3 separate regions of the Homo sapiens genome follow, and all the other regions are linked to region 1. The links are chromatin contacts, found by Hi-C or POLR2A ChIA-PET in ENCODE. All regions are on one chromosome and are shown on one strand. Each heading gives the region's core, a stretch centred on a gene start or an enhancer-like site at or near the end of the contact. The rest is flanking DNA. Distances are from core to core; before and after follow the strand shown. Region 1 has its middle 99 kb from the start of MAML3. Region 2 overlaps MAML3 (mastermind like transcriptional coactivator 3). Region 3 overlaps MAML3 (mastermind like transcriptional coactivator 3).

What was found. A loop is a pair of places that touch in the nucleus more often than their neighbours do. ChIA-PET counts read pairs that join two places held with the same protein, here RNA polymerase II (POLR2A). Pooled maps may share reads with other maps.
Region 2: a loop to region 1 is called in a map of endothelial cell of umbilical vein, with 8 times the contacts of the local background. The contact joins two enhancer-like sites. A Hi-C loop is called at or near these places in 8 of 168 maps with a recorded cell type or tissue (IMR-90, MCF 10A, aorta and 5 more), 1 of 37 single-sample maps with no recorded cell type and 5 of 50 pooled maps. POLR2A ChIA-PET finds 5 or more read pairs at or near these places in 2 of 52 experiments (MCF 10A and SK-N-SH).
Region 3: a loop to region 1 is called in a map of Caco-2, with 2.1 times the contacts of the local background. The contact joins two enhancer-like sites. A Hi-C loop is called at or near these places in 1 of 168 maps with a recorded cell type or tissue (Caco-2), 3 of 37 single-sample maps with no recorded cell type and 9 of 50 pooled maps. POLR2A ChIA-PET finds 5 or more read pairs at or near these places in 1 of 52 experiments (HepG2).

Annotation. Positions count from the first base shown.
Region 1 is chr4:140,251,941-140,254,733 of GRCh38, reverse strand. No RefSeq gene overlaps it. Among named protein-coding and RNA genes, the nearest start is that of MAML3, 99 kb to the right of the region's middle. Within about 2 kb of position 1,398, at least 28 of the 41 ENCODE cell types and tissues checked have a DNase peak (open chromatin) inside an H3K27ac peak, as active enhancers do.
Region 2 is chr4:139,888,073-139,890,866 of GRCh38, reverse strand. It overlaps MAML3 (mastermind like transcriptional coactivator 3), which reads left to right. Exons shown (of 5, transcript NM_018717.5): 2 at 1-1,510. Among named protein-coding and RNA genes, the nearest start is that of MGST2, 220 kb to the right of the region's middle. RefSeq lists an enhancer at 2,681-2,794. Within about 2 kb of position 1,451, at least 6 of the 41 ENCODE cell types and tissues checked have a DNase peak (open chromatin) inside an H3K27ac peak, as active enhancers do.
Region 3 is chr4:139,843,332-139,846,426 of GRCh38, reverse strand. All of the region lies in intron 2 of MAML3 (mastermind like transcriptional coactivator 3), which reads left to right. Among named protein-coding and RNA genes, the nearest start is that of MGST2, 180 kb to the right of the region's middle. Within about 2 kb of position 1,611, at least 2 of the 41 ENCODE cell types and tissues checked have a DNase peak (open chromatin) inside an H3K27ac peak, as active enhancers do.

The sequences.
Region 1 (2,793 bases), core at 149-2,648:
TTACTGAGCTTCTCATTTAAAACTTGAAAATTCTTCTGTCTCAGTGTGACACAGTAATAGTTTAAAGGGGAGCGCCGTCTGTTGTAGTGTTTTGGAAGGTGGCATAAGAAAAATGTCTCTGTTCTACAGCATGATCAGCTATCTGCCTCTTCCCAAGGATTTTTCATGAGCCTTAGAAAGAAATCCATATCATTTAAGTTCCCAAGGGCAAACCACCTTTGCCAAGAGACCACTGAGTACAATTTCCAAAGATGGAACACATTTCTTGTTATGCTTCTGGTTTAGCCCAGTATCAGAGGTGGCGCTCAGTCCCTGCATCCCAGGGGAGAATGTTTTCTGGAGAGTTGGGGACAACTGCAATAGGTTTTACATATTAACTTATCACAGCAAAATAATGAAATGAATAAATTAAGATGACACCCACACTGTTCCCCTTCTTCACGCTACAGAGGTGGTGGGGCAGAAAGGGGGGTAAAAGGGATTACCAAGCCAGGAAGCTTGTACTTCTGTCCCCTCGGCCTGAATTAGCACCCATCTTTGTGGAACACAACTCGCTGTGAGGGGGTTTCTCCTGCCAGAAAGGAGGCCATGGAATGAGCAAGTCCAGGAGTGCTGGGCATTAGGACATCAAATAGCAGGTCGTAGGGACCAGGGATTAGGAAACAAGAGGTCTGGTCCTGCCTCCCTCTCTAATTATTTGTGTGACTTTGGACTAGGCATTCTACCTCTTTCATCTGTAAAATGAGAGGGTTGGACTACGTGTTCTCCAAGGTCCCTAACAGCTTCTAAAAAAGAAACATGTAGAGAGGTTGTGAAGCAAAACATGATGATCCCTGTTAACTGTAAAAGGAATAGACCTTGGAAGTGGTGCAAAAATAATCCGCAAGGAATGCTTGCGGTGGGTTGGAAAACTATAAGGAAACGGAGAATTGTGCGTCGTGTATAACATGAGTGGAGATATATGAGACAATCTAAAATGGGGCACATGTAAGCTCACATCTTAAAGCAGAAAAGTCAGGCTTTTGAACCGAGGCTTGCCCTATTCTTTTCTACAATCTCTCCCCATGATAATGTAGCACCTTGTGCACACAATTAAATGTCAGCCACAGAAAACATTTCCCTTGGCTTTGTTGTTCCAGAACGGGATTCTTTTGTCCTCAATATAATGGATATGCAGAAACAATGATAGAACAGAGATTTTTTTTCTAAAGCGATGACAAACACACTACTGCTTCCTCCCTCCCTCCCTCCTTCCTCCTTATCCCCACCCCCAAAAATAAATCATTGTTCCAAAAAAAAAATCCCATTGTCTATTGTCCACGGAGATCAAGATCCGCCTAGGAACAGCTCTGGCGGCCGCCGCAGCAGCCCCGAGCAGCCGGTAGGTGGCGCACGAAGGCAGCGCAGGCGGAGCGCGGGGCCGAGCCCAGAGCCGGGGTCTCGCCGCCCCCACCCCTGCCGCCGCCGCCGCCTTCCACCCCCTCCTCGCGTGCTAATTGCTGGATACTCTACTGGGACTTCGGTCAGGGAAAAAGAAAGCGGGAATGGGAGGCGGGGGTGGCGGGGGAGGTGGTGAATCCGGTTCCGAATACACAAAGCCTCCGGGGCTTCGGCGACCCAGGAGCAGGGCGCCCTCGGCCTCTTCCCCTCCTCCTCTCTCCCTGGGCGCGGGGCTGCTGCGGCCTAGCCGGCCTCGGCTCCCGCCGGAGGGACACACAGACCAGCAGGAGGAAAATGGTGACCGCGTGCACAGCCCCACGCGCCGCGGCGCCTGACGCCTGCCCGAGCCTGGGCGCCTCCCTCCCCAGCTCACCCATCCCGGCCGCGGAGCCCGGACCCACCCCGAGCGCAGGCCCGCCCGACGGGAGTCGCCCTCCCCTCGAGGAATGCCGAGGCCCACAGGAGGATTCCTTGACCTGACCGCGGGCCCCTGAGCAGCGGGTTCTGCCCGAGCCCGAGAGCGGGAGGCCCCACCAGGGGGTGCCCGGGCCGGCGGGCGAGCCCCCTTCCCGGTGGAGCCGCGGGGCCCATGCCCTCTGTGTCGGGGCTAACGCTGTCAGTTCCTGCAAAGATGAACGGCCCATGTGGTCGCCTGACCCCCCAACCTCTGCCTGGTGGAACATGATGTTAAAGAGTTCTGCTGGCCCTAAAGTCAGAAGCCTGGATTGAAACGTGAGCATGGACACCCTGGAGCTCTGTGACCTTGAGGATGTTCCTAAAGTCCCCAACTCCGCACCTCCCCAGCTATCAAATGCGGGGAATAATACTTACTTCCTAGGAATGTTGTGAAGATTTTTAAAAAGTGGTTCTTAACTTGGCAGGAAGCCTGGCATAGAGTACCTATCATTATGAACAACCCGACTCTCCTTGCAGGAGGAGGGAGAGGCACAGTTTGCCGCCCTTGAGACAGACCTGGCATCGCTGTTGCAGAGACTCAGCAGTAGGGGTTCCCAGCCGAGGAAACGTGGCTCCTAACAGGAGCTCCCATCTGTCCTCCGCTGCCCCCAGCCCCCATCCTCCTCCTGCCCTGCTGCTGTGACTGTGTGGGGCACTCCCCCTCTCCCTCCGCTCCCTGGATAGACCTGTGATTTATGCCCCTTCTCTTTTGGAGAGTTCTGACAGAGCCCTATCACCCAGGCTTGGGAGGCAGACCCTGGCTCCCCCATTTGCTAGCTGGGAGTTTAACCTCTGGGGCTTCAGTTCACTCCTCTATAAAATGGTGGGCCTGATACCTACTACACAGGTTTTTTGTGATGATTAAGGGAAATACTGTGTATAAATGCCTGGCATGTA
Region 2 (2,794 bases), core at 202-2,701, 360 kb after region 1:
ACGAATTCGAAAGGACATTTCTGCGGGGATGGAAGCCATCAACAATTTGCCCAGTAACATGCCACTGCCTTCAGCTTCTCCTCTTCACCAACTTGACCTGAAACCTTCTTTGCCCTTGCAGAACAGTGGAACTCACACTCCTGGGCTTCTAGAAGATCTAAGTAAGAATGGTAGGCTCCCTGAGATTAAACTTCCTGTCAACGGTTGCAGTGACCTGGAGGATAGCTTCACCATCTTGCAGAGCAAAGACCTCAAACAAGAACCTCTCGATGACCCTACTTGCATAGACACATCAGAAACATCTCTTTCAAATCAGAACAAGCTGTTCTCAGACATTAATCTGAATGATCAGGAGTGGCAAGAATTAATAGATGAATTGGCCAACACGGTTCCTGAGGATGACATACAGGACCTGTTCAACGAAGACTTTGAAGAGAAGAAGGAGCCAGAATTCTCGCAGCCAGCAACTGAGACCCCTCTCTCCCAGGAGAGTGCGAGCGTGAAGAGCGACCCCTCTCACTCTCCCTTCGCACATGTCTCCATGGGATCTCCCCAGGCGAGGCCTTCTTCTTCTGGTCCTCCCTTTTCTACTGTCTCCACGGCCACTAGTTTACCTTCTGTTGCCAGCACTCCCGCAGCTCCAAACCCTGCAAGCTCACCAGCAAACTGTGCTGTCCAGTCCCCTCAAACTCCAAACCAAGCCCACACTCCAGGCCAAGCTCCACCTCGGCCTGGAAATGGTTATCTCCTGAATCCGGCAGCAGTGACAGTGGCCGGTTCAGCGTCAGGGCCTGTGGCTGTGCCCAGCTCTGACATGTCTCCAGCAGAACAGCTCAAACAGATGGCTGCACAGCAGCAACAAAGGGCCAAACTCATGCAGCAGAAACAGCAACAGCAACAGCAGCAGCAGCAGCAGCAGCAGCAGCAGCAGCAGCAGCAGCAGCAGCAGCAGCAGCAACAGCACTCAAATCAGACTTCAAATTGGTCTCCCTTAGGACCTCCCTCTAGTCCATATGGAGCAGCTTTTACTGCAGAAAAACCAAATAGCCCAATGATGTACCCCCAAGCCTTTAACAACCAAAACCCTATAGTGCCTCCAATGGCAAACAACCTGCAGAAGACAACAATGAATAACTACCTCCCTCAGAATCACATGAATATGATCAATCAGCAGCCAAATAACTTGGGTACAAACTCCTTAAACAAACAGCACAATATTCTGACTTATGGCAACACTAAACCCCTGACCCACTTCAATGCAGACCTGAGTCAGAGGATGACACCACCAGTGGCCAACCCCAACAAAAACCCCTTGATGCCGTATATCCAGCAGCAGCAACAGCAGCAGCAACAGCAACAGCAGCAGCAGCAGCAGCAGCAGCCGCCACCTCCACAGCTCCAGGCCCCCAGGGCACACCTGAGCGAAGACCAGAAACGCCTGCTTCTCATGAAGCAGAAAGGAGTGATGAATCAGCCCATGGCTTACGCTGCACTTCCATCCCACGGTCAGGTAAGTGTGAAAGTGACACACTCTTCGAGCAGTTCTTGTGGTGCATTTCAGACTGTCGATGTGTGATGTTCTACAAGCTTCCACTGTAGTGGGGTCTAATTGCCTGCAGAAAACCTCTTTACACATCCTCAGGTAGTGGCCAGGTTTGGAGTGTTCTTTTTCCATTTCTCCTAAGAAATGGAAAAGGGTGGCATGATAAACTTTCGTGTATTTCAGTGTCTAGGAATCAAACTTCTTTTATTCCCAACTGCAGATAAGAATTACATAAAATTCTCACTCTGAGGGAGGGAGGCTGCAGAGGTCACTCCACCAAACACGGCACTACCTCTGTAGCTTCTCTCCCAGCTTGCATGATCCCAGGCTCTGGGTGGTGGGAAGCAGGGGACATTCAGGGCTGTCTACAACAGTTTTATAAGGCCCTGAGCAGCCTTCAGCTGTCCTACTGAATTATGAATAATGGGAAATTTGGCTTGTTGATATTCAAATATAGGAGAGCTTTCTGGATTTTCAAAGTGAAGTGGAGGGTAGATTTTTGTAGGACCTTATAATGTTTAAACACTTGCTGCTAGACTAGCAACAGTTAGAAGCTGGTTCAGTCTTCTTACTTGGGAGTGCAATGAAACCTCTCTGATACAATCAGCTCTATTTCAGGAAAATGTGATGGTGAATATATCTTAGTGCTGTATTAAAGTCTCTACTTTCCCACTGTCCTCCTTCATGGGAGGTTGGGCTCTTGGTATGCATGGTAAAAAATGAGCAGCAACCAGTCGGGAAGTGAATAGTCATTGACAAGCTTTTCAGTCTCTTCATCCTGACCAGTGGCAAACAGCCAAAGCTCCTTTAATATAACATTTGTTCTACCCTGAAGGAGAGAGTGGGGAAATGCCCATTAAAGCGACTCCCCCTGCCCTACATGGATGAATTCAAGAGAGATCATCTTACTGCCAGTTGCTGTGCTGTGCCTCAATTCTTCCAGGATGCAGACATGGTCATTTTACTTGGAGAATTTGCAGAAAAGTCTTTGCTTTAGAGGCCCTCATGTCTAAACAGGTTCTAACTAGTGCTTGGGTAGGTGTCCACAGTTGAGTACTTTAGAAGCACTGGGAAATAACGCAGGCAGATCTTGCCTCACTTGGTTATTTGCATCTTGTAGCTCCTGGAGTGCCCCACCCCACCCCCGAAACCCCAAGCTTGATGGAGCTGCAGGGCTGGAGGTGGTGCTGGCCTGCAGAGACAGGCCTGAGCTCTGTGGCTTCATTCTTGTCCTCAGCCTTACAACCCCCA
Region 3 (3,095 bases), core at 362-2,861, 410 kb after region 1:
TGCAGTAAGCTATGATTGTGCCACTGCACTCCAGCCTGGGTGACAGAGTGAGACCCTGTCTCACAAATTAAAATAAATAAAATAAAATACATCTTTAAATATAAAATAATATTTAAACTATTATTAGTAGGTTGTTTCTTTCTTAAACTCTTCCTCTTACAGACAAAAATATGTAGTTTGGTGATAGAGTCTGTCTAGTAAAATAAAAATAAAGTACAGTGCTAGCTTCTTATAAGCCATAGTTTAGTCACCAAGGCTTCTGGCAATCTGTAGGTAGGAAAATTAAGGCATAAAATGATCTATCAAGATTTGCATAAAAAGCCACTCATAAGCCGAGGAGAAAGCATTTCAGCTCCTGGATTTTTTGTCACTGTCAAGCTGTCACAAATAACTATGTCTGCTTGGAGCATTTCAAACTCTGAGTTCTCTGTTTATATAGATGTTGGGATTTCCTCCCACTCCTAAAAATATATTCTAGATGAAGGGGTTAAAGATCAACATTACCCTGCTAAACCTTACTCTGACTCAAGATTTACTTAACGAACTGTAATTTTACTACTGCACAGATTCAATCTGTTGAGCAAATAAAAATCATTTTGAAAATGACCTATGTATTTATTCAGTTTGTATTTCAGAATTATCATAATATCAGGTATAAGGGGATTGTGGTACCAATGAAACTATTCTATACCATTCACCATAGATTTATAAAGGAGACTACAAAAGAGAAAATAAGAGATGACATCATATGAAGTGCTTTAGTTCAGATAAAGGAAACATCCAAAAATACTGAGATGAGTAAAATTTTATTCAAAGTAGGTTCCTGCTTTGTCTTGATCTCAATCCATTCTAACTCCTGATGTCATTTACCGTGTGAGATCTTAGTACAATCATGAAAAGAATATGAGCATTTATCAAAACTCTCTGACATCTGTATGTTTAGAAATGAACTTACACAGCAAAATATGATTTCCTTGCACTTATTTAATTTTTCTAACTTCAATTTCTACCTATGTGTCTCTGCCAGTTTGACCTGATTCAGACACCCAGAACTTGAATAAAGAAGCCCTCTTCTATTTTCATTCTTAATGAATATACCTTTTCCCATGTCCACATTGAGCCTCCCTTCTGTGTACTCTGTCTAATGCAGCCACATGTCTAGTTCCCCCTCTCTGTCACCACCCTCACTTCTTCTTTCCCATCTTCTTACTTCTTTGGTGTGACCTCTCTGTAGGACAACATGCCATTTCTGATTCCCCACACACATACCCTATCATTGATACCTACCCTCAGGATTAGATTCTGTCTAAGTAATTTGTAGAGCCATCAGGCTTTAGTAAGTATTGGACTGCAAGTCAACACCCATTATCTCATCAAAAGGGATGCTGTGTTGGGGCAGAGGGAGAGAGAGAGAGAGAGACAGAGAGAGAGACAGACAGAGAGAGAGAAAGAGAAATAGAAAGTCTCTTCCAGGAGAAAAACCATATTGATGATATCAAAAGGAAAGGAAGGTGAATAGTGTGAGCCAGAATAGGACTAAACAAATGGCAGGCTTTTGTTCAGCTCTCTGGCATCTGGACAGCAGCTCTCTGCTTCTTACTCAACCTGTCCCCAGGCTCTCTGCAGTCTTGTCTTCTGGTCTCATTTTATGTCATCCCACTATTGATGAACAGAAAATTTGGGCAGCTGCCCACCATCCCTATATCCCACCCACACTGTCAACAACAGCATGTGAAGAGGAGCCATGTGGCTGCAGTGGTAAGGAAGGTACAGTCTATGACCAAGAAAGAGACACTAAGTAGATGATTAAGAGCAGTACACACTGCTCTGACAGCCTTATTGTCACAACTGATTTTCAGGATGTTGGCAGTGATTCTGAAGCCTGTAGAAATTATCAGGTTTTAAGGGATTGAGAGTTCACCAGTGGTCCACTCTTGGTGAAGTAGGATGCCTTGCTTGGTATTGTTAACTCCCACATCATCTCTGTGCCAAGAAAAAGACAGCACAATGCCACCAACATCTAAACAGTGGCATCTAATTGATTTCAATCTTAGTTCAACAGTGTGACCAGAAGGATGTTTCAATTACCATCACCATATGGGACACTGAGTGTCTGATTAGTAGGGATGCTCCTGTTCTTCATTCTTTAGGCAACTACTCATTATTGCATAAGATGTTGTCTCTGATGATGAAATTGTATCCCAATGGACTCAAATAGTATGCATAGAAACTTGAAGGTGTTTCGCTTACAGCCAGAGTGCAACAGAGGTTTTGGAACAAGCTGGGTCCTACCAGAGCCAGAGGTGTAGCAGCTGCAGACTTCCACTCTACCCGCACCTCACATATTAGTTGTGAATTTGATAAATGCCATCCTGAAGAGCAATTGATTTATTAATTAGCTGATTCAGAATGTTCTTAGGACTCATTTGGGATATGGAGTCATTATAATTTAAAAATGTCAGCGCAGTGCAATAGAAGATGAAAATGGCACCTCCCAGGGGCCCTGTGGGCCAAGCTTTCTCCTTTGGTGAGTGGGGTTTCTCTCGATGGCTACAATGCCGTCCATGGGAAGTTGCTTCATCAGACCCAAACAGTGAGGTCTCAGGAAGTGAAGAAATGCTCATTTTTTGAAACAGAAGCTGAGGTCCAGACTAGGACGTGATCAGACCAAGCAGGACAGTAATAATTTGGTTATTAAACTGGAGATAGTAGCAATTTCATTAGAAGACTCCGAATTAAGATACTTCAGGAGTCATTTCTAGAGAAACCCCAACTGTATATAATTACCTACATCTATGAACAGGTAATCCTATAAATTTTCTAGCAAAACAGTTGGTGAACTAAGAAGGGAAAATATGGGCTAGATTAACTTATTATGAATGTTAATTCATCAGGTTTTGGGTTTTACTTTTGCCTTGTCCTTAAACATGGGTAATTAAGACCTGTCAGTAGTGTAAGTTGGGATTTGAGTTCAGGATTTTGGAAATATTCTAATTCCCTGTATTGGGACTAGGTAGTAAATCTAAAATTGTGATATATCAAGTTATTTTCTGGTGTGTTTTCTAAATTTGAGCACATGGACCCGAGAGTAGACA